Linked DNA regions of Homo sapiens: region 2 is linked to region 1. Evidence: chromatin loops called from intact Hi-C (ENCODE). Cell type or tissue: B cell. All regions are shown on one strand. Each heading gives the region's core, and the rest is flanking DNA. Links, peaks and the distances in the headings are about the cores only.

What was found. Hi-C counts contacts between places; a loop is a spot of excess contacts. Peaks named below come from ENCODE experiments on the same cell type or tissue, not always from the same donor. Only the 100,000 strongest peaks of a DNase experiment are listed, where the experiment ranks them.
Region 2: it touches region 1 in a loop (14-fold over the local background); 4 of 110 quality-filtered maps call a loop at or near these places.

The regions. Positions count from the first base shown.
Region 1 is chr10:97,681,447-97,692,613 of GRCh38, reverse strand. It overlaps AVPI1 (arginine vasopressin induced 1), which reads left to right and starts at 5,373. Exons shown (of 3, transcript NM_021732.3): 1 at 5,373-5,848. RefSeq lists enhancers at 4,329-5,282, 4,350-5,549, 5,283-6,236 and a silencer at 5,007-5,386. In B cell, for the core only: no CTCF peak of the experiment used is centred there; a DNase peak (open chromatin) is centred at 5,213; H3K4me3 peaks cover 1,598 bases; H3K27ac peaks cover 1,208 bases.
Region 2 is chr10:98,040,566-98,051,732 of GRCh38, reverse strand. No RefSeq gene overlaps it. Among named protein-coding and RNA genes, the nearest start is that of CRTAC1, 16 kb to the right of the region's middle. RefSeq lists an enhancer at 5,619-5,678. In B cell, for the core only: CTCF peaks have their summits at 5,565 and 5,768 (motif pointing right); a DNase peak (open chromatin) is centred at 5,772; H3K27me3 peaks cover 2,083 bases.

The DNA of each region.
Region 1 (11,167 bases), core at 2,042-10,041:
TGGGCTCAAGCAATCCTCCCACCTGAGCCTCCTGAGTGGCTGGGATTACAGACGCAAGCCACTGCACCCAGCTATATTTATTTTTGTATCTATTTATCAATATCTTTAAAACCATGAGTTCATACTAGCTATGGATTGAATTGTGGTCCCTCAAGATTCATATGTTGAAGCCCTAACCTCCAGTGTGACTCCACTGGGAACAAGGAAGTAATTAAGATTAAACGAGGTCGTAAGGGTGAAGCCCTGATTCAATAGGATTACTGTCCTTGGCCAGGCACGGTGGCTCACACCTGTAATCTCAGCAATTTGGGAGGTGGGGGCGGGCGGATCACTTGAGGAAAGGAGTTCAAGACCAGCCTGGCCAACATGGTGAAACCCTGTCTCTACTAAAAATACAAAATTCGCAGGGCATAGTGGCACGCACCTGTAATCGCAGCTACTTGGGAGGCTGAGGCAGGAGAATCACTTGAACCGGGGAGGCAGAGGTTGCAGTGGCCGAGATCTCACCACTACACTCTAGGCTAGGCAACAGAGCAAGACTCTGTCTCAAAAAGAAAAAAAAAAAAAAAGATAAGGATGAATGTCCTTGTGAGAAGAGAAGAGACCCCAGAGCTTACTCACAAATGCTCTCTCTGTCTCTCTTTCAGCATGTGAGAACACAGTGAGAAGGTGGCCATCTACAAGCCAAGAAGAGAGCCTTCACCAGAAATGGAATTGGCTGGCATCTTAAGTTTGGACTTCCCAGCCTTCAAAGCTGTGAGAAAATAAATGTTGTTTAAGCCACCCAGTCTACGGTATTTTGTTACAGCAGGCTAATACAATACTGACCTTTAATTCTAATCTACATGAATAGTGTACTTTTTTAGTGCTTCTATAATGTACCATTTTTCTTTTTTCTTTTCTTTTCTTTTTTTTTTTTTTTTTTTTTTGAGACAGGGTTTTGCTCTCGTTGCCCAGGCTAGAGTGCAGTGGCACAATCTCGGCTCACTACAACCTCCACCTTCCAGTTTCAAGCGATTCTCCTGCCTCAGTCTCCCAAGTAGCTGGGACTACAGGCGCCCATCACCACGCCCAGCTAATTTTTTTGTATTTTTAGTAGAGATGGCATTTCACCATGTTGGTCAGGCTGTTCTCGAACTGCTGACCTTGTGATCTACCCGCCTCAGCCTCCCAAAGTGCTGGGATTACAGGCGTGAGCCACGGCGCCCAGCTTGTACCATTTTTCTATAAGGACTTTGCTATTTTTCGCCTGTCCAGATTGTCACTTGATAGAAGAGGGCTATAGTCTAGCTGCCTTGTGTAATGTCATAAGCAGAAGGGGCTTTCTTAAAAAGTTTAGAATGCCCATGATTATTTATCAAGAAAATCAGAGTTAATTCAAAAGTTGCACTGTTGCATGTCAGTTGAGTGTAAAAGTTCTCTCTGCTTTGCCCAGAACAGGACAAATAGCAATAAGAAACCCATGGGAATAAGTGTCAGCCCCATTAGGGAACCATAACTGTCCAGCTGCTTGAACCATTCCTGCAGGATAGAAAGAGGGAAGGAGTCCAATGCTGGTTTAGTGTCTATAGCAAGGTGTATATTAAGAACTCAGCCTACAGTACCTCAATTCATCTTCACAGCAACACTGAAAAGTGGTGTGATTATTCTCATTTTAAAGACAAGAAAAAGAGGCCAGGTTGGGTGGCTCACGTCTGTAATCCCAGCACTTTGGGAGGCCGAGGCAGAGAGATCACGAGGTCAAGAGATAGAGACCATCCTGGCCAACATGGTGAAACCCTGTCTGTACTAAAAATACAAAAATTAGCTGGGCGTGGTGGCACACGCCTGTAGTCCCAGCTACTCAGGAGGCTGAGGCAGGAGAATCACTTGAATCCGGGAGGCAGAGGTTGAAGTGAGCTGAGATTGGGCCACTATACTCCAGCCTGGTGACAGAGCAAGACTCTGTCTCAAAAAAAAGAAAAAAAAAGACAAGAAAATAGGCAGAGGAATTAAGTCATTTGCTTAAGGTAAAACAGCTAGAACCCCCTTCCTAGACTTTACTTCCTTTGAGGGTAAAAACCAGTACTGAGTTGAACCATATTCGAGCCCAAGACAAAAGAAAAAATATATGTCCTATATGCACTTACCTTCCATATTTTGAACCAAATAGAACAAGTGGATAAAAGCATTCCAATAAAAAAAAGACTACATATAAAGTTCCATGTTATTCAATCTGTTCACATGTTATTGTCAACTCTCATAAAGCCACTTGTCAGGACACGCAGTGGCAGTCTGCCTGGGAACCATGGGCTGATTGGTAATGACTGTTCCCATTGCAAAATAATGCAAGGTCATAAACAATAGTCTGCCTATATTTTAAATGTTGATATTCTGTTCATCATGGATTTTTTGCATTAATTTCGATTTTTAAAAATATTGTGTTAAGATATTATTTATCTTGGGTTTCCTGAATTTTTTGGTGCCCTCTTAAATTTTATGCCTGAAGGGAGTTCCTCACTAAACTCACTTTAATCTAGGCCCCTGGGTAAACTCAAGTTTGGGCCTGAATTTCATGAGGTTTCCATTCCCCAGAGTTGACTTTCTCTAAACAGGGCCCCGTCCGGGGTGATTACTGTCTCCAGCACCATTCTGTGGGTCTCAGATGTTACTCCACTTCTGGTGAGGCTTACATGGCCCACACAACTGTGGAGTGCCCCACCTTCTCGCCAGAAGTATTGAATCACAAAGCTGTAACAACAGAAATGGTTCCATTGTGTGGTAAGCACATGGTCACATGCCTGCAAAAATGTTTGGAGATACCAGATACGCTCCACCCAGCCTTAGTCACATCTGAGCCAGAAACCACAAGTTCCCAATTCCTACCTCGGGATGCTCATCTAAGCTCATGGCATCAGAGTTCCTAGGTTCACCCAGCACTGATATGCCAAGAGTCTGGCTTCCCCATTGGTTAGAATGGGCCAGTGGGAGTCACTGGCTCAGAAGCTCAGCCTTTGGTTTAGGAGCCTGCACAGTCCCCTCCTTAGCAAAGTAGTTGGCTGAAAGTCTCTGCACCAATACTTTCCACTGGAGACGAACATCGCTGATTTCTTTGTTCTTTTCAACAGTTCCCCAGGGCTTGAGGAAAAGTGAAGAGAAGCCACTGTAAAAACCTTTTTAACGGGCCGGGCGCTGTGGCTCACGCCTGTAATCCCAGCACTTTGGGAGGCTGAGGCCGGAGGATCACGAGGTCAATTGATCGAGACCATCCTGGCCAACATGGTGAAACCCCATCTCTACTAAAAATACAAAAATTAGCCGGGCATGGTGGCCTGCACGTATAATCCCAGCTACTCGGGAGGCTGAGGCAGGAGAATCGCTTGAACCCGGGAGGCAGAGGTTGCGGTGAGCCGAGATCGTGCCACTGCATTCCAGCCTGACGACAGAGTGCGCCTCCGTCTCAAAAAAAGCAAACAAACAAACAAAAAAACCTTTTAGCGGCCGGGCATGGTGGCTTACGCCTGTAATCCCAGCACTTTGGGAGGCCGAGGCAGGTGGATTACCTGAGGTCAGGAGTTCAAGACCGGTCTGGCCAACATGGTGAAACTGCATCTCTACTAAAAAATACAAAAATTAGCCAGGTGTGGTGGTACGTGCCTGTAGTCTCAGCTACTCGGGAGGCTAAGGCAGGAGAATCGCTTGAACCCAGGGGGCAGAAGATGCAGTGAACTGAGATGGTGCCACTGCACACCAGCTTGGGCAACAGAGTGAGACTCTGTCTCAAAAATACAAAACAAAAAACCCTTTTAGCCACAGCACAACAACACTTACGCTGTTTTTGTGCAGAAGGACAGAGAGAGGAACTGGAGATCATGGGGTGAGGACAAATAGCTCCCAAGCATCCCCTTCACGCTGCAACAAGGAATTCACAAAGCCCCATGTGCTGGCTCTTCCCCTTCCCACCCACAACTTTTACAGAAGAAAAATCAAGCTTAAATGGATAAGAGGTCAGCTATGAAGTAAAAAGGAAGTCAGGGAGACCCAGGAGCCTTTCCTGAGCATTGCTGAACAAGTGCACAAACACTTCATCTTCCAAGGACAAAACAAGCATTTATCAGAGGCCTACTGGACACCCTGCCTCCACTCCTGCCCCCTCCAATCCAAGTTCCAAACTGCAGCCAGAGTGACCTTCTAAAAACACAAACTTGTCATGATGATGAAATTTGCAAAGTGCTGACTGACACTACTGGTACGTGGTAAGTACTATAAAATGCCCGTTACATAAACACAGTACATATAATGCCATTCCTTGTTTAAACCCCTCCAAGGATCACATGCAACCTTCTCTGCCTGCCTCTGCCTTCTACTTCCCACCGTGCTCTCTCTTGCTAGCCTTACTCCGGGTCGCATTTAATTCCTCCGGAGCCAAGCTACCTCCTGGCCCAACCAAATGCCTTTCCCTCTTTCCTTAAAGCAGTCTCCCCAGATCCACTCCTCTTCATTTGACCAGTTTCAACTCCTTCTTTATATCTCAGCTTAAATGCTGCTTCTTCAGCCCTCCTGAACCTCCCAGAGGAAGCTTAGGTTCCTCCATATTTATCCTCTTATAGCCATAACATTGATCACAACTGTAATCACATACTCCATGTTTTAGGTTGTTTAATGCCTGCCTCCCTTACTAGGCTGTAGACTCCCCAGGACAAGGGCTATAGGTCTTTCCGTCTCTCTTGTTTACGGCCTATCAAGGAACTCGGACAGCATAGGTCACTAATGAACATTTCCGAATGCATACAAACTTTAAAATACGGTCTTGTTTAGGTAACCGGCCCAAAGTCGCACAAATGACCCAATATTTGAACCCACGACATTCTGGCTTTGAAGCCCAAGGTCTGACTCCAGCAGACTGCCCCCTCCTCTCCCTCAAAGCCGGAGCCAAACGGTGGGCTGGGAGGGGACTTGAGCGGCAGAGTCTGAGGATCTGCAGAGGGCCACGCGCTGCAAGGCAGTCAGTGCCGCGCGCGCTGGCCTCGGGCCCAGGAGAAGGGGCATCCGTCACGTGTACCCGGCAGGGCCAGCTTTCGCCGCACCCTGGGGCAGGAATGCAGCCCCGCCCAGCTCCCGCGCCAGCAAAACCGCGCTGGCCCTGGGGACTGACGTCAATGAAGGGGGCGCCTCGGGCGCCGCGCGGGGGCGGAGAGGGCGGTGGGCAGGGCCCGGGCAGACACGCCCCCTCACCGCCGCTCCGCCGCCGATTAGGTTTGAGGAAGCTTCGCACTCCGCTTTCGAGGCCAGCGGAGGCGGGGGGCGGGGATGGACACGCCCCCTCCCTGTCTCCCACCGATGATTGGCGCACGGAACTCCGCCTTGGGTTTGGAAGGCTCGCCTGGGAGCTCATACCTGGCTAGGGCCGAGGATTGGCTGTTCCGGGGCTAGGGAGCGCTTTCTCCCGGGAACCGCGGCTGTGACCCAAGTGGCCCGGACCAGTTTGGGGCTGCGTGCGGCCTGCCTCAAGCAACCAGGTACGTAGGTCGGCGGCCCAGCTCGGCGCTGCGGTGGGAGCCGGAGGGCGACAGTCAGAGCCGGGGTGCCAGCGGGACGCGACCGCCAGATCCACTTAGGACCCCGTCGTTCTGCGAAGCGGCCACGTCTGAGTCCCGGGGCCTCCTCGTGCTGCAGATGTCGCCTTAGGACCTCGGCCAGGATACCCTCTGCCATGCTCTTGTGCTGCCCGTGATCACCGACTGGCCCTTGTAAGCACCTTCGCAGAGCTGCGCCTGCCCTTTCTGAAGGCTGTGGAAGAGGTTGGAGTGGGCGCATCTTAGCTTGCCCCATCCCCATTTGAGGTCTGTCGGAGCTGCCCTTCAGTGTGGTGAGTACCTGCTCCAATTCTCCACCGGGCAGTGGAGTGCAGAGGGTACAGAGGCTAGCTTGGGAGTCCTGACTTTGGATCCCTCCCTGCTCCTTCCACAATCTACAGAAGCAGATAGCCTCCGAAAGGCTTCTGGGACCGACCTTCCCCAGAAGACCTCCTCAGCCATCTGGCAGGAACAAAAATAACAGTGGCTTGAGAGCCCGGGTGCTGGGGTCAGACTGCCTGGGTTCATGTCCCAGCTTCCATCACCTGCCAGCTGTGTGACTTTGGGTGTAGCTTTCTCATCTGTAAAATGGGTATAACAATAGTGCCACCTTAAGTGAGGAGGAAAGAAAGCACCCATCTGAACGTGCTCTGTTCTGCGCTTGACACTGAACAAGCTGCCTCTATGATTTTAATCATAAAGCTATGATTTAAAAGTACACAGATTTGTTGATGGCTGTGATGATGAAAATGACAATGATTCTATAGCCCCTGGTAGTCAAACAGCCTTTCCCTTCATCATTTATTCATTCAACCAGCATGCATAGAATGTCTGTGGTATACCAGGTACTAGAAGGAATGCCGTCACAAACTTAATCTCCCTTTTCCTGTTAAGAGTTATTTATACTCACCATTTATTTTAAAAAGCTTATTTAAAATTTTATAGAGGCAGTCTTGCTATGTTGACCAGGCTGGTCTGGAACTCCTGGGCTCAAGCAATCCTCCCACCTCAGCCTCCCAAAGTGCTGGGATTACAGGCGTGAGCCACCAGGCCTGGCCTTATACTATTTTGATGACGAGCAACTTGTGGCAGGGGAAACTGAGACTTATCCAAGGTCACCCAGTTAGCAGCACAGCCAGAATTCAGGGTTCTAGAAATCTTGAAAGGGTTATCCCTAGATCTAGTAGCAGTTTATTTCCAGGTCATATATGAGAACTGGTCTGGGGAAAGGGCCCAGTTCCTTTCTCCACCTCCAGGGGCATGGATTTGGAGGCCAATGTATATCCAGTTGTCTCGGCATACCTCCCTGAGGCTAGGCCCTGCTGGTGGGGAAGCCCACACAGCGATTTGAACTGGGCTTCCCATTTGAGGAGCCACAGATTTTGGCTGCTGTCCAGTGGCATGTCTGTATAGGATAGCAGGCCAGGGTCCCAAGTGTTGATTCAGGCCTTGGGCCAGAGCCTCCAGTAATTTTTCTAAGAGCCCCTAGGCCCCTGATTACAGAGATTATTGCTATCACCTGGGTTATTGGAAGGGGGCCTCCTCCTGCATGAGGACCTAGGAGTTGCCAGCTCACCCAAATGTGTTCTGCCTCTGGTGGTTACCTGTGCCTCCCTGGGACTGCAGTGAGATACTCTCCTAGAATAGCTGTCTGAACTGAACTTCATATATTGCAAAGAGTGCTCAATTGCGCGCCATATTTATATATTGCAAATTCATTGCATGGTGAGTCACTTTTTAAATATATTTCTTTGTTAGGGTTCCACAGTTCTTCACTTATTGCCTGTTTCAAAACAAGTTGAACTTTGTCATTTTCAATGTTTGGTATTTCCTTTGGGGTTCACTTTCAACCTAGTTTGTGTCAAATTGAAGTATTTTGCAATTGGTCTTTACTCGTTTGTACACAGACCCATACTTACCTTCTTTTATGTCAGTTCTGAAATGAAAGGTCCATTTGTAATCTTTTAATAGCCCCATGGTTTCATTTTCTAGTTTTCAAAAGTACTATTGTGCAAGTATACACTGACTTTTCCTGGACTAAGGTCTTCTCCAGGAAATTGGAGGGAAAATAACTATTGAACACATGGAATGAGACAGGAAAAGTTTCCTTTGATAATAAAAGTGTTCTGATTCGACATTTCATCGGTTTTCCCAAAACTTAACCATCTAATCCTACCTGGAATCAGCCTAGTTTTATTCCCAGCCTCACTCTGCTGTCTGAATCCCAGAATAAGAGACAGAGCCAAGAGTGAGGGGCTTGGCCGGTCATGGTGGCTCACGCCTATAATCCCAACACTCTGGGAGGATGAGGTGGGTGGATCACTTGAGGTCGGGAGTTCAAGACCAGCCTGGCCAACATGGTGAAACCTTGTCTCTACTAAAAATACAAAAATTAGTCGGGCGTGTGGTGGGCACCTGTAATCCCAGCTACTTGGGAGGTTGTTGAGGCAAGAAAATTGCTTGAACCTTGGAGGCAGAGGTTGCAGTGAGCTGAGATTGCGCCACTGCACTCCAGCGTGGGTGACAGAGTGAGACTCCGCCTCAAAAAAAAAAAAAAAAAAGAGTAAAAAGAGTGAGGGGCCTCAAAATCTGGAGGTGCTAGGCCCTCCCTAAGGTTCAAGGAGGGTTGAGGCTGGAGGCTCAGACTCTCCCTGAGGGTTTCTTGGTATGTTTGTGACTCGCAGCTCGCTGAAGCTGTGGAGTCAAAGCCTTGCCATCCTGGGAGAGGTTGTTGGGAAGTCAGGCTCCAAGCCATTTCCTCCCCGAGGCAGCTGCTGCTACATGATCCTTATTGCCCTTCTTTTCCTGGGGAGGTGAGGCCAGATATCACCCTTTCTCCTACTACCCCAGACCTGCCTAGGCGTCTGCCCCGGGCTTGGTCATTGCCAGCTGAGGTCACTAGGGAGCTTTAGAGCTGTGAGTTCTGTTTTCTACCAGATGCTAACCCCAGGGCCCACTGCAGCAAAACAACATAGAGTAGGGAGGAGAAAGGGAGCTACTGGCTGGGGAATTTCCTAGCACCCAGTTAGCCAGACCTGTCCACACATTGCCCCTAGGCTTTGGCAGACAAGTAGCTCCGTTCCTCCTTCTGTACAGACTTACCTGCGGGTGGAATTGTTGACTCTCAGCACTGGTGCAGGCCCTCAGAAACAAACAGCATCAAGCTGTTCTTATAGCAGTAACAGGGAAGCTGACCCACAGAGGGGATGTGAATTGCCTGAGGTTTTTCAGCCAGTGAGTGGCAGAAGTAGGGCTTGAACCGACTCCTCTGACTCGTAAGCCAGGGCTCTGTGCACTGGGCTGGGTTGCAGTTCTTGATTTCTTCTGTGGAAGCTGGGCTCTTCCTCTTTAGAGTGCTACGGCTCAAGGCTGGGCTGTCACCCAGGAAAGAGCCCTGACCCTAGAGAACAGACTAACGAAATTCCACAGCTCCACCCCTGCCTCCACCAGGTGGGATAATTCATTGTCCTTCCCTTTCCATTGGTAGGATTTCCCCTTCATGAATTAGGTGGGAATAGGAAAGCATTCTTCATAGAAATGTGAAGTGTTCTTTAAGCTGCCTGGCTGTGAAGCCAGCTCGGGGGTTTAAAAGCGTGGGCTGACCGGGCGCAGTGGCTCACACCTGTAATCACAACACTTTGGGAGGCCAAGGCGGGTGGATCACCTGAGGTCAGGAGTTCAAGACCAGCCTGACCAACATGGTGAAACCCTGTCTTTACTAAAAATACAAAAAATTAGTCGGGAGTGGTGGGGGACGCCTGTAATCCCAGCTATTCGGGAGGCTGAGGCAGGAGAATCACTTGAACTCAGGAGGTAGAGGTTGCAGTGAGCTGAGATTGCAACACTGCACTCCAACCTGGACAACAAGAGCAAAACTCACTCTCAAAAAAAAAATAAAAATAAAAGCATGGGCTGCAGTCATTTGAACCACCTCTGGCCTCGGCTAAGCCACTGGTACTCATATTTGCATCTTAGCTTCCCTTTACTTCCCTGTGAAATGGGATAACAGTCCCTAACTCCTAGAATTGTTTTGAGGATTAAAGGATATCATACGTATTGCCTGATCCAGAGTAAATATCCCATAGTTAGCTTTTCTTTTTATCAGCCTAAAAGTGTTACTTGGCGACTGTTGTCTTCTTGTCACAGTGTGTTTATGTCATCCAGCTCTGGGGGCTTAATTACCATATAGATTAGGTTTTAACTGGATTTTCATAATAGCACCTAAGGAGAGGCAGATTTTTAAATTTCCATTTTCCAAATAAAATACAATTTTCATGACGTTAACTCATCTGGAAGTCTTCTGCAGCTTTATTGTAGTTGTTAAATCTTTTGAAAACAGGGTGGAGTTTTTATGATAGAAGGCCTGGAAACTGGGACAGAGTGAGCATAGAAATGATTGGGATAATGAGGGTGACTATTGAGGTGAGGAGCGGAGAAGGCCAGGGCAAGGGGGGGAGTCATATTTTGGGAGTATGAGTGGGGCGGAGACAATTCAAACTCTTACAGAGAACAAAAGGCAGGTTAGGGGAAGGGTTACTTCTGCAAGTGGGTTGATAGGAAATTGGAAAAGTTTTTATATATAAGCTTTTGTACTGTTTGCCTCTTATGATGAGCATGTAAATATTTTAATTTAAAAATATTTTAATGTTCCTTTTCCCCTTTTGGAAGCTGGTTGCTGTTGACAGCTGTCTCTGTAGCTGGCTGTGGAATGAGGTCTGACTTAGGCAACCAGGCCCTGGAGAAGCAGCAGGACCTGCTCCTCCTCTCCCCAGCAGGCCTGGGGCTGGGAGAGATGGGTGGGAGCACAGGCCTGTCATCAGCTGGCTGTGCCACACAGCTTAGAGGAAAGAGGAGGGTTTACCTGTACCCCTGACCCAGGTACAAAGGTCACAGAGGCCAACAGAGGAGGATTTGCGTTTATAAATTCCTCAGTATCCATGGAGGGTGGTTCCAGGCTCCTCCGTGGGACGCTTAAGTCACTTACATAAAATGCCATGTTGGCCTATAGACTGCGCACATCCTCCTGCATGCTTTAAATCATCTCTAGGGTACTTATAATACCTAATACAATGTGAATGTTTTGTAGTTACAATGTATCTATTTTTTATTTGTATTTTTTAATTGTTGTATCATTGTATTCTTTTTTTCTTTTTTTTTTTTTTTTCTTTTTTTTTGAGACGGAGTCTCGCTCTGTCGCCCAGGCCGGACTGCGGACTGCAGTGGCGCAATCTCGGCTCACTGCAAGCTCCGCTTCCCGGGTTCACGCCATTCTCCTGCCTCAGCCTCCCGAGTAGCTGGGACTACAGGCGCCCGCCACCGCGCCCGGCTAATTTTTTGTATTTTTTAGTAGAGACGGGGTTTCACCTTGTTAGCCAGGATGGTCTCTATCTCCTGACCTCATGATCCACCCACCTCGGCCTCCCAAAGTGCTGGATTACAGGCGTGAGCCACCGCGCCCGGCCGTATTCTTTTTTTTAAGACGGAGTTTTGCTCTTGTTGCCCAGGCTGGAGTGCAATGGCGGGATCTCGGCTCACCGCAACCTCTGCCTCCTGGGTTCAAGTGATTCTCCTGCCTCAGCCTCCCGAGTAGCTGGGATTACAGGCATGCGCCA
Region 2 (11,167 bases), core at 1,780-9,779, 360 kb before region 1:
ATGCAGCCAGTGAGCTGCCCACTGCTGAGATGGACATTTTTGTGGCAAATCCAGGAGAAGGGGTAGATGAGGGAGTAATTTCAGGGGGAGAGGCTGTGAGTAAGAGAGGGTTCTAGGGGATTCCTTTTCTGCACAGGCAGATCCAGCTCCTTTGAAAGCCTGGCTTTTCCTTGGTCATGCCAGGTACCTGGATTTCCTTTGGCCAGGCAAGCAGCCTGGAGAAGGCATGTTCCAAGACATAGAACATTCCTACGGAGCAGCAACATGCTAAGAGCTCAAGGAAGAGGGTAAGAGAGCAAAGGCAGGGAATGCCCGTGAAAGTGGGAGCTATCCCAAGCGGGGGCAGGTGCAGCCAAGCAGAGAGCCCTAGAGACTGGCTACACAGTTATGCTTGTAATGGTGGTGGGCAGAGTGGGTGGTGGTTGTTGTGGACTGAATGTTTGTGTCTCCCCCAAAATTTACATGTTGAAGCCCTAACCCCCAATGTGACTGGAGAGAAGCCCTTTACAGAAGGAGCTATAGTTAAATGAAGTCATAAGTCTGAGGCCCTGATCCACCTTATTAGAGGAGGGGACACCAGGGGTCCTTTTATCCTTTGTGAGCAAGAGGAAAGGCCATGTGAGGGCACAGCAAGAAGGCCACCATCTACAACCAGGAAGAGAGCCCCCACCAGGAACTGAATCAGCCAGAACCTTGATCTTGAGCTTCCCAGCCTCCAGAACTGTGGGAAAATAAATTTCTAATTTTAGGCCCTCCAGTCGATGGTATTTTTAATGGCAGCCTGAGCTGACTAATACAGTGTTAGTCAAAGTGATCATGGTAATTGAAAGGGTATTAACAGGCTCTGGGGTGACCAGCCATCCCAGTTTATCTGGAATGGAGGGTTTTCCTGGGATGCAAGGCTTTCAGTGCTAAAATCAGGACAGTTCCAGGCAGACTGGGATGGCCAGCTAGTAGTAGTAGTAATTGCAGCAGTGGAGGTGATCTAATAATTAGCCGACGCTTTATATTCTACATCTATTCTGTGTATGCGTTATTCACTTTTAAGCTACCTCATTCCCAAAGTGGGATGTTTTTGCCCTTAGACATATACAGTGCTTTACAGATACAAAGCATTTTCACAAACACATCTGCCCCACGACTTGAGCAAGTTCTTCTCTAGCCAAACTCAAGCCTGGCCGATTTTACTCTGAAGGCCAGTGTGGACTCAGCCAGCTGAAGGGAGTCCTCTCCTGCCAAGGCCCATGGCCCTCAGGAACCCTGGCTCCCTCACTGTGAGCCAAGTGGATGCCCAAAGCTCCACCCCTGGAGCTTCTGATTCCTGTGAGCTGGGGCGAGGCCTGGGCTTTGGCAGGGTTCAGAAACTTTCCAGGGGATTCTGAGAACGGACAGTGTGCAAAGTGCCCAACAATAGCTCTACCGGCTGCTGCTTAGGTCAATTTGCTGTAAGTTTTCATTTTGGTACAATGTTAATCTTACAGAAAACTTTCAAGAACTGTACAAAAGAACTCTTGTATTCCCTTTACACCAATCCACCAATGGTTCTCATCTTAACCATTTGCTTAATAATTTTCTTGTGTTTATTTTTATCTAAAAAAAAACATGAAGTAAGCTTTCCTAGTGGGTATGATACAGACTGATAGCAGGACATATATAATATATATTATATAACAAATGCATACATATATTGGGAGACATCCATATATTTGGTGCCCAGCGAATGCACATTGACAGAGATGTGCCACCATAACCTTTGGTGGCAAATTTCATGATCATTTGGAGATGGAGATAAAGGAGGATTGACTGGGACGAGGGACAGAAAAGAAGTTTTGGGGGTGATGAAAACATTCTATATCCCGATTGCGGTTGTGGTTACACAAATGCATACATTTACCAAAACTAATTTGTCTGAATGTACAATTACAATAGGTACATATTATTACATATGATTGCATATAATTTATAATTTGATAAAGTTGATTTTTTAAAAATGTAACTTTTTTTGAAGTGTAGTGGCTTGTTCTAAAGAATCCAGCAGAGGAAAACTGATGCCTGAGGAAGTATGGATTTTATGCCCTGAATTATCATACATTTGTATGGCATTTATTATATGTCAGGCTCTGTTCTAAGCATTTTGCAAGAACGAACTCATGTAATTCTCACAAGCCTATGGTGTAAAGGCATCACAGGCCCCACTTTAGAGATCAGGAAGAGAGGTTAGCTATTGGCCCAAGGTGGCACAGCCAGGAAGTAGAACAACATGACTCTAAACCCTAGCAGGGAGGCACCAGTGCCCCTGCTCTCAGGCACTATGCTAAGTTAGTTCTTTCCATGATAGCCAGAGACCAGGCTCTGCCTTACCGTGCACCACTGCCCCATGGCAGAAGAGCCCCCTGAACTCCAGGGACCAGCCAGTGGACAGAGGGAAGCTGACTGTCCTTGAGGCCTCGCTGTTGAGTACCCAGACCACCAGACTCTCCTCTGCTTCCTGCTTCCCTCCATCCTTGACTCACCAGCTCTGCCAGTCCATCTCTGGAGCTTTCCAACTGCCCAATTTTAGGAGGCATCCAGAGGTGCCATATAGCCTCGCACTGGAAACAGAGTTGGTTGTCTGAACCACTCTGTCTGTCCCTGAGAGATATTAACAGAAAATAAATATCAGCATGTGACATCCTGAAGTTCTGTGTTCCCGGGAGCCAGTACTGGTTTCCTCATATTCCATGTGCTTCCTGTAAGTCAGGGGTCTGTGGCGGGAGAGCACGGAACCAGATCTCAGGCATGGACTTTGCTACTGATTTGCTGTGAGATGTAGGGCTTCTCTTCCCTTCTCTGAGTCTCAGATTTCTCACCCCAAATAATGGGAGGTTAGCCCAGATGTGAGGTTCTTGGCCTGTGGATTGCTAGGAAGTCCACAAATAGGCTTCAAATGTTCTAGGAATCCCCAGCATTTGTATGCATAGTGTTTTGTGTATTTAGATAAAGGAGTCCATATCTCATTTGATTTTCAAAGGGATCACTTTCCCTCTAAAATTTCACATCACTTGCCTGCCAAAGTCTTTTCTAGTTCTAAAATTTGAAGACTTTATGTCTTAATCTAAGTCTTTGCATTGCATATCAGCCTGGAAGCTTCATTTACAGAGAATGGCAAAGGAGACCCAAGGCATCAGTGTTAGAGTCAGAGCTAGCACGTGGTGTCTCCTGACTTATTCATTTATTCAGCATATATCCATTGTAATAAGCATATTTCATTCGAATGATAACTTTTGACCATAGTCCCACATGTGCCAAGAGCCTCTACAATGACCCAGGGCCTAACACAGGACCTAGTGCATAGTAGGAACTCTATAAATATTTGATGAATAAAATAATAATTAGGGTGAGGGCCTTAGGCCTGTAATCCTACCATTTTGGGAGGCTGAGGTGGGCAGATCACTTGAGCCTGGGAGTTTGAGACCAGACTGGCCAACATGGTGAAGCTCCCTCTCTACAAAAAGTCCAAAAAAAAAAAAATAGCTGGGCATGGTGGTGCATGCCTGTAGTCCCAGCTACTCAGGAGGCTGAGATGGGAGGATCACCTGAGCCCAGGCAGGTCAAGGCTGCAGTGAGCTGTGATCACGCCACTGCACTCCAGCAAAGGTGACAGAGCAAGACCATGTCTCAAATAATAAAAATGATGAATTGGGAAGCCAACTAATTGTGGGAGTGGAAATAGAGGAGGAAAGGCAGAACCCCAAATCAGGAGATCCAACTTTTATTTTCATCTTGGCTACACACAAAGCCTCTTCTCCTCTGGCCTCTCTTTTTCCACCATAAACTGAGGGAACTGGACTAGCTAAACTCCAGGGCCTCTTCTAGATTTAAGATTCCGGGATGTCAAGACACCTCTGGCTGCTTAGATAGAGTGCTGAGAAAGAGCAGTCCCCAAGAGTTCCCCATGCCAGGGAGATCTCTCGCTAGTGTATTAGTTATCTATTGTTGCATAACAAATTAGCTTAAATTCAGCAGCTTAAAACAACACATATTTATTATCTCATACAATTTCTGAGGGTTGTGAATCTGAGAGTGGCTTAGCTGGGTAGTTCTGGCTCAGTCTCTCTCATGAAGTTGAAGTCAAGATGTCAGCCAGGGCTGCAGTTATCAGGCTAAACTGGGACTGGAGCCTAGGCCTCCAGGCTCACTCACATGACTGTTGGCTGTTGGCCTCAGCTCCTTACCACGTGGGCCTCTCCATAGTGATGCTCATGACATGGCAGCTACCTCCCCCGAGAGCAAGTGATCTGAGAGAGAAAGCTGCCAGGATGAAAGCTGCAACGACTTTTTATAACTTAACCCAGGAAGTGACATGCTATCACCTATTTTATTAGCTATACAAACCGACCCTGGTATAATGTAGGAGGGGCCTGTATAATGTGTGAATATCAGAAAGTGGGAATCTGGGGCAGCTGGCTACCACATCCAGGCTGAAGTCAAATCTCTTGAGGCTGTCATTTAGATAAGGCCACTATTCATACTTTTCCGTGGGCAGGGGTCCCAGTGGGAAGAACTTGTGCATGAGCCAGCCAGTATCATCAGTGAAATGTTCTGCCTGCTCCTTTTCAAAACAAGCCCAGGAATTCTATAGGGCTCCTTGCTGAAGCACCAATGCCTGGTGCAGCCCTGCAAAGAGCAAGGGCAAAGATATGCGGGGGCTCAGCAGGGACCACCTTAATAACCCGGCAAAACCTCAATTACCCAAAGCAACGTGAGCCAGGGCCCTCATTTAATCAGATTTCTTGATTTAACTATCCCACACTGATAAATAAATCTATACACTGTGGTTGATGATAGACAAATAGCAGGCAAATATGTTGCCGTTAAAGATTTTTAAAACCCCTTCAAGGGTCTCTATCTGTAAATTTGCATGTTCTCTGCAGCTAAAATAATTGCAAGATACTGCAAGAACCAGACGTATCAATGGCCTAACCATGGCCTTCATTTTTCTTGCTAAGGCAGGAAAGCAAAAGAAAACATTTTAGGAAGTTTTTTAAAATTTAAAAACATTTCTAACAAAGCAGCCTTTCTGCAGAACTTCCATCTAATTAGGAAATTAAATTAACCAGACCATTTCACTTCCTCAGTAAAAGCGATTGAATTTCTTGTGGCAACTCTGACCCCTTTCACCATTTCCCCGACATATCTGGCACTTCCCCACCCACACTGCCTTTCATCCACCCTCAGCCTGGAATTCCTGGTGAGCCCAGAGTTGGAATGAGAAGAAATGGATTCCACTCTCTATTCCATCACTGCACGTAGGGTGTTTGGGCTTTCTGAGCTCCCTTTCCTCACTCATAAAAGGAGGCATTTAAAGTACGTGATTCTTCAGTTCTCTTTACCCCTAACACTCTAAGTTGTGTGATCCCCACCATCATCACTTTCTGAAATCTGACTGCTTTTTCAGGATGCAGGTAAAGTGCTATATTCACTATGGAGCCTCCCTTATCTCTGTGGACAGAAGTAGTTTCTCTTCTCTCTGCAATCCCACAATTAAGTAAATAGAGGTAAACACATGATTTTATGGATTATGTAAAATATTTACTCACATTTTTGTCTCTCCTAGCAGACTCTATGCTCTTTGAGGACAGCTGCCTGACCCTTCTCATCTTGATATCCGTTAGCACTGCACCCAGCACATGGTAGGTGTTCACACCTGTGGTTTGGAGGGAGCCCAAAAACCAGGTTTGTGATTTTTGCAGCACACCGATGTATTGGCTGCCCTCAGCCAGCAGGGGGAGCACATTTGCTCCTTAAATGAAGCCGCCAGCTCTGAACTGTGACACCCTCTGAAGAGCTGATGAATGGATTTACCTCGGAGGGTGAGACGGGCCCAGAGGACTAGGGTGAGGGCAGGGGTGAGGACAGATCTGCTACTTCTGACTAAGAAGCCACCACTTATTTGGTAAACAATAACATCCCAGGAACAGAGAGCACCCTCATGAGAAATTCAGAGCACTTCCTATCTCTAAGGCCAGGAAAGTGCATGAAGTTATAATAGGGATACAGTCTTGATTAAACACTGTGTAACTTGGGGAATTAAGTCTATGATAAATTGGGAGATAGGGACCTGCAGCCTCATTTCTTTTAAGGATATTTAATTACAAAATTCTGTAACGAAATTACAGCCTTATTAAAATGGTTTCTCACTGAAGAGAGGGTCTCGAAAGGTGAGACGATGCCAATAGGAGAGGGGCTGTAGGGTTTTCCAAGCACTCTCCCTGTGCCACTGCATTCTGATCAGAGACTAGAAAGTGGGGATAAGGCACCTCCCTTTGAAAATCAGCCCGCTGGAGAGGTTGGTCTCTCTCTCTCTCTCTCTCTCTCTCTCTCTCTCTCTCTCTCTCTCTCCACCTTTCCCCATGAGACTGCCACCATGAAGCCTGGACTGCCAGGCAGCTAGGATCCTATTAGAGACAGCTGTCTGGTGGAGAAACTAGCTTCTCTTTAAAATGACAGACACTTGTTAGTGATAGACATCTTGTTAATCACTCACACCTTAGTATGAATTACACCAATCAGCTGTTAGGGTTTCCTCCACCAGAATAGGTTGGGGATTGTTTAATCTGAGAATGGTAAATTTGGTTGCAGATTAGAGGTCACAGTTTTGGAGCACGAGATACTCTGGGAGGGAGGCCAGAGTGATGAGCCTTTGTGGGAGGGCTTTGGGCGACCAGAAAGTGATATGATGGATATGGAGCAGAAGAGGGGGCACAAAGAGGCAGGTAGCTATGCTGAGACCCATACTGATTGCAACTGCCCCTGGGGTTTTTAGAGATCCTGCTGATCACCAGCCAGTGTATCAGACCATGTGCCCTGATTTTTAATTAAGAAAATACAGCCCCTTGGTTTACCTAGCAAGTTAACACCTTCTCCGCCATATAGAGGCAGAAGCATGTTGATCCTGGCGGTTCAGCCATTGGGATACTCGTTTCATCTGTCCGAGATTGAGACCCAATATCCTCAAGCAGAAAATAGGGAGAGTCATCTTACACTCCTCATAGGTGATATGCTTGTAAGTATCTTACTGTGCCCAGTGCAGAATGAGCCCTCGGAAAGGTCATTGATTGTTGCTGTTGCTGCTGCTGCTGCTGTTGCTGTTTTGCTGCTGTTATTGCCACTACTGTTGTTGCTATTGTTGTTGCTGCTGCTGTTGCTGCTGTTGCTGTTGTTGTTGCTGCTGTTGTTGCTGCTGTTGCTGCTGCTGTTGTTGTTGCTGCTGCTATTGCTGTTGTCGCTGCTATTGCTGCTGTTGTTGCTGCTATTGCTGCTGTTGTTGCTGCTGTCGCTGCTGCTGTTGTTGCTGCTGTCGCTGCTGCTGTTGACACTACTGTTGTTGCTGTTGCTGCTGTTTTGCTGCTGTTGTTGCCGCTACTGTTGCTGTTGTCGCTACCGTCGTTGCTACTGTTTTTGCTGTTGCTGCTGCTGCTGTTATTGCTATTGTTGTTGTTAGCGTACAGCACATGCATGGCCTTCAATGAATACTGTGTGGCATAATTACAGAATCATTCAGTGTCCTGTGGGGTCAGCCTACAACGCAAGTTCTACTGCTCATTACTTACATCAAGGGCAGCTTTCACCCCCGAGCTGCCTAACTGGGAGCCAGAAGATAGTGTTGAAATAAACCAGGAAATCCGACAACCCAGCTGACATCTCTCTTTCCCAGTCACTGTGTGGATCAAAGTCATGCTCCATAGAAGGTGAGTGCTACTTCTAGGAATCAGATATTCTGGAGCAGCAGGTACAGGTGGTTTTCAAGTGGCCAGATGCCTTGTGGCAAAGTAGAAAGTGTGCTGGCTTGAGTGTCATGGTCCAGCTATGTGACTTTAGACATGTCACTTAGCCTCCTATTTTTTTTTTCCTCATAGGCAAAATAGAGACTATGCTAGCAGGGCTGCTATGAAGAAGTGATGCCACTGTGCTCAGTTCAGTGCCTGACTGAGAGAAGGAACTCGATAAACTTTAGCCTCCTTTCCTCCAGACCTTCCTCCTGCTTCTACTCCCAAATAAAGGGCTAGAGCATCAGAACTGCAGGGAATGTGAAAGATCATCCAGCTCAGTTTTATCTTTCCAGATTAAGTAGGGACATACAGTGGGAAAGTGGCGGCCCAGATGAGAGGCCAGGTTGCCCAGTTCCTCACCCGGTGGTCACCCTGGCACCACTCTGCCACCACATCACAGTCATGGCACTGTCAGCTCAGAGCTAAATTCTCCTGGCATTATTTAACTGGGATTGTGGCTGTCTTCATTCTCTGAAATTACGTCAACTAAGCTTTAATGACCATTAGCTACTGTGGTTTTTCCTTTCTGAGGCCGCTCATGTCTTTGGCTAGGAACTCATCTCTGTAAGCATTTGTACTCTGCTCCTGTTTTCAGCAGATCTTAAATATTGTGCCTGGGTCTGAGCTTCTCCTTACAAGTGCAGGATTCTAAATTCAAATTCACGAGCCAGTGTCTGTTTTCTGGAGCACATCCAAGTGTGGGTGAGTGAGAACGGGCAGTTTATAATCCTGAGATGCTAATCTACCTTGCCAGGTTCTGAATGTGGTGGAGGAAGTAATAAACTTGGAAAACAGAATAGGTTCCAGGCCTGAATGACCAATTAAACCTCTTTTTAAATGGCCAAGAGCAATATCTATAAGATACAAGCTAATTACAAGAATTAACAACAACCACTACCAAAAAAACCCAGACTCTTCAGCTATATCAAATACCAAGGACCAGAAATGCAAGCCATCTTATATTTGTAATATCTATATTCCTAGCTCTGGCCTCCCTTCACCTCTGGTCCTGGATACAAAGAGGTGGGGTCCAAAGAAGAAGGAGGCAAGGATGATACCAACAATGGGAGGAATGAGAAGGCCCCTGAGTTGTTAGTAGATGGATAAAATACCAGTCATGGGACCTTTTCTCTCCTGTCGCCTTCCTTCTGATCGTTCATCCAGTACACATTTATGGAGCAACTACTAGGCAAGCAGTAGGGTAGGCACTGAGACTCAGCATGGAGCTGACCTTCCCAGTGGGGAATACAGAAAACAGACAAGCAAACAAACAAGATACTTTCAGAGAATGCTAAGCCCTCAGAAGGACATGCAGATAGGTAATGGGATAGTGAGGAACTGGGTTTGGGCAGGGACAACTTAGATGGATGGTTGGAATGGCATCTTTGAGGATGTGACCCATATGAGCTGAGATCTGTAGGACGAGTAACCAGCCACAGGCAAATCTGGGAGAACGTTCCAGACAGAGGGCACAGAAAGTGCAAAGAAGACCACTTGCTGTGCCTTCTGCCTGGAACATTCTCCTTGTGTGAGAGCCCAAAGAAGAGAGGGATGGTCGGAGTGGCTGCGGCTCAGTGAGCAGGACTGGGGGATGGGCCATGGCCTGATGGGGTAAGGCTGGGGAGGTAAGATAAGGAGTAGTTAAGTAGAAGCAGGACCTAGAGTCAGAGAAATCTGGATTTGAAGCCCAGCTTAAAGAGTTATAGACCGGGCACGGTGGCTCACACCTGGAATCCCAGCACTTTGGGAGGCCAAGACAGGCAGATCACTTGAGGTCAAGAGTTCAAGGCCAGCCTGGCCAGTGTGGTGAAACCCTGTCTCTACTAAAAACCAAAAATTTGCCAGATGTGGTGGTGCGTGCCTGTAATCCCAGCTACTTGGGAGGCTGAGGCACAAAAATCACTTAAACCTGGGAGGCAGAGGTTGCAGTGAGCCAAGATCTCGCCACTGCATTCCAGCTTGGGCAACAGAGAGAGATTCCATCTCAAAAAAATAAAAATAAAAATAAAAAAATAATTATTAACAGTGTGACCTTGAACTGGTTACTTTGCCTCTGAGCCTCAGCTTCCTCATCTTTGAAATGGAGCCAAAGAGAATAGGACCAACCTCACTTGGTTAATGCAAAGAATAAATGAGAGGGAGCCCTTTAAAGTACTTAGCAGAGCACCTGGCACACAGTCAGTGGCCATAAACTCCAACGTCTACTCTTCCAGACTCACCACTGACACCCAAGGCCACTGATCGCAGGCTGGGGTCAATTTCAGTCACCACCACCAAGAAAGCCACCAGGTGGCGGTCTTTCAAGCTTTTCTGGCTTAAGCGTGGTCAAGACTGTTTGAGCTTGTTTTCACCCAGTAGGAAAGTGCAAAAACAAATCCTCCAAAGACTAGGTGGGTATAGGGCCACTGGAAACATACAGGGAATATTTTCCGGCTTCAGCAACAAAATGTAGTGAAAAGAACACCAGCTAAGAGGCAGACCTGGGTTCCCGTGTCCACTTTGCCTGTAGATGAATTGAGCTTGGTAATAATGCATTTGAGCCTTGTGGTCTAGATTTCCCCATCAACCTACACCATGGTATTGCTGTGAGGCCCCGAGGAGGCACTACATGCAGAATGGCTGAAGAATACCTTTCTAGAGTGTGCTTGAGTGACAGTCCCAGCTTTGCCACTTACTTGCTGTTTACTTACCCTGAGCTTTTTCACCTATAAAATGGGCATAAGAACAGAATCACAGGCTTGTTAGGACGATGAAAACAGTTAAGCACTTGAACAGCTCTGAGCACCTGAACGTACAGTCTCAGTGTGTGCTGCCATTATCTGTAAAGTGCCATTAGGCAGATTGGCTGTGACCACAGGCTGCCCTGGCTTTGGTTGAGGTGGCTGCTGGGAAGCTGCAGAGAAAGAAGGTGAATGTTTGACTGAGGATGAAGATGAGACAACTACGAATAAGCAGAGAGGGGGGAGTTCCACTTGCAGATGGGGAGTGAAGGTGCACAGTAACCAAGGAAGTGTCTCCTGCCCCCACAGTGCCTTGGCAAGGAAGCTCACAGGATGTGGGAAGAAGGGGCATCACTTGGTAGCCACGTCTCCAGCCCATTTCTATTCCTTCTGTCTCTCTCACTCTCTCCCTCTCTCTTTCCACCCCCTCTCTTTTTGAGACAGGGTCTCACTCTGTTGCCCAGGCTGGAGTGCAGCGGCATGATCATGGCTCACCACAGCCTGGACCTCCTGGGCTCAAGCAATCCTCCCACCTCAACCTCCCAAGTAGCTGGGACCACAGGCATGCACCATCACCCTGGATAACTGTGTGTGTGTGTGTGTGTGTGTGTGTGTGTGTGTGTGTAGAGATGGGGG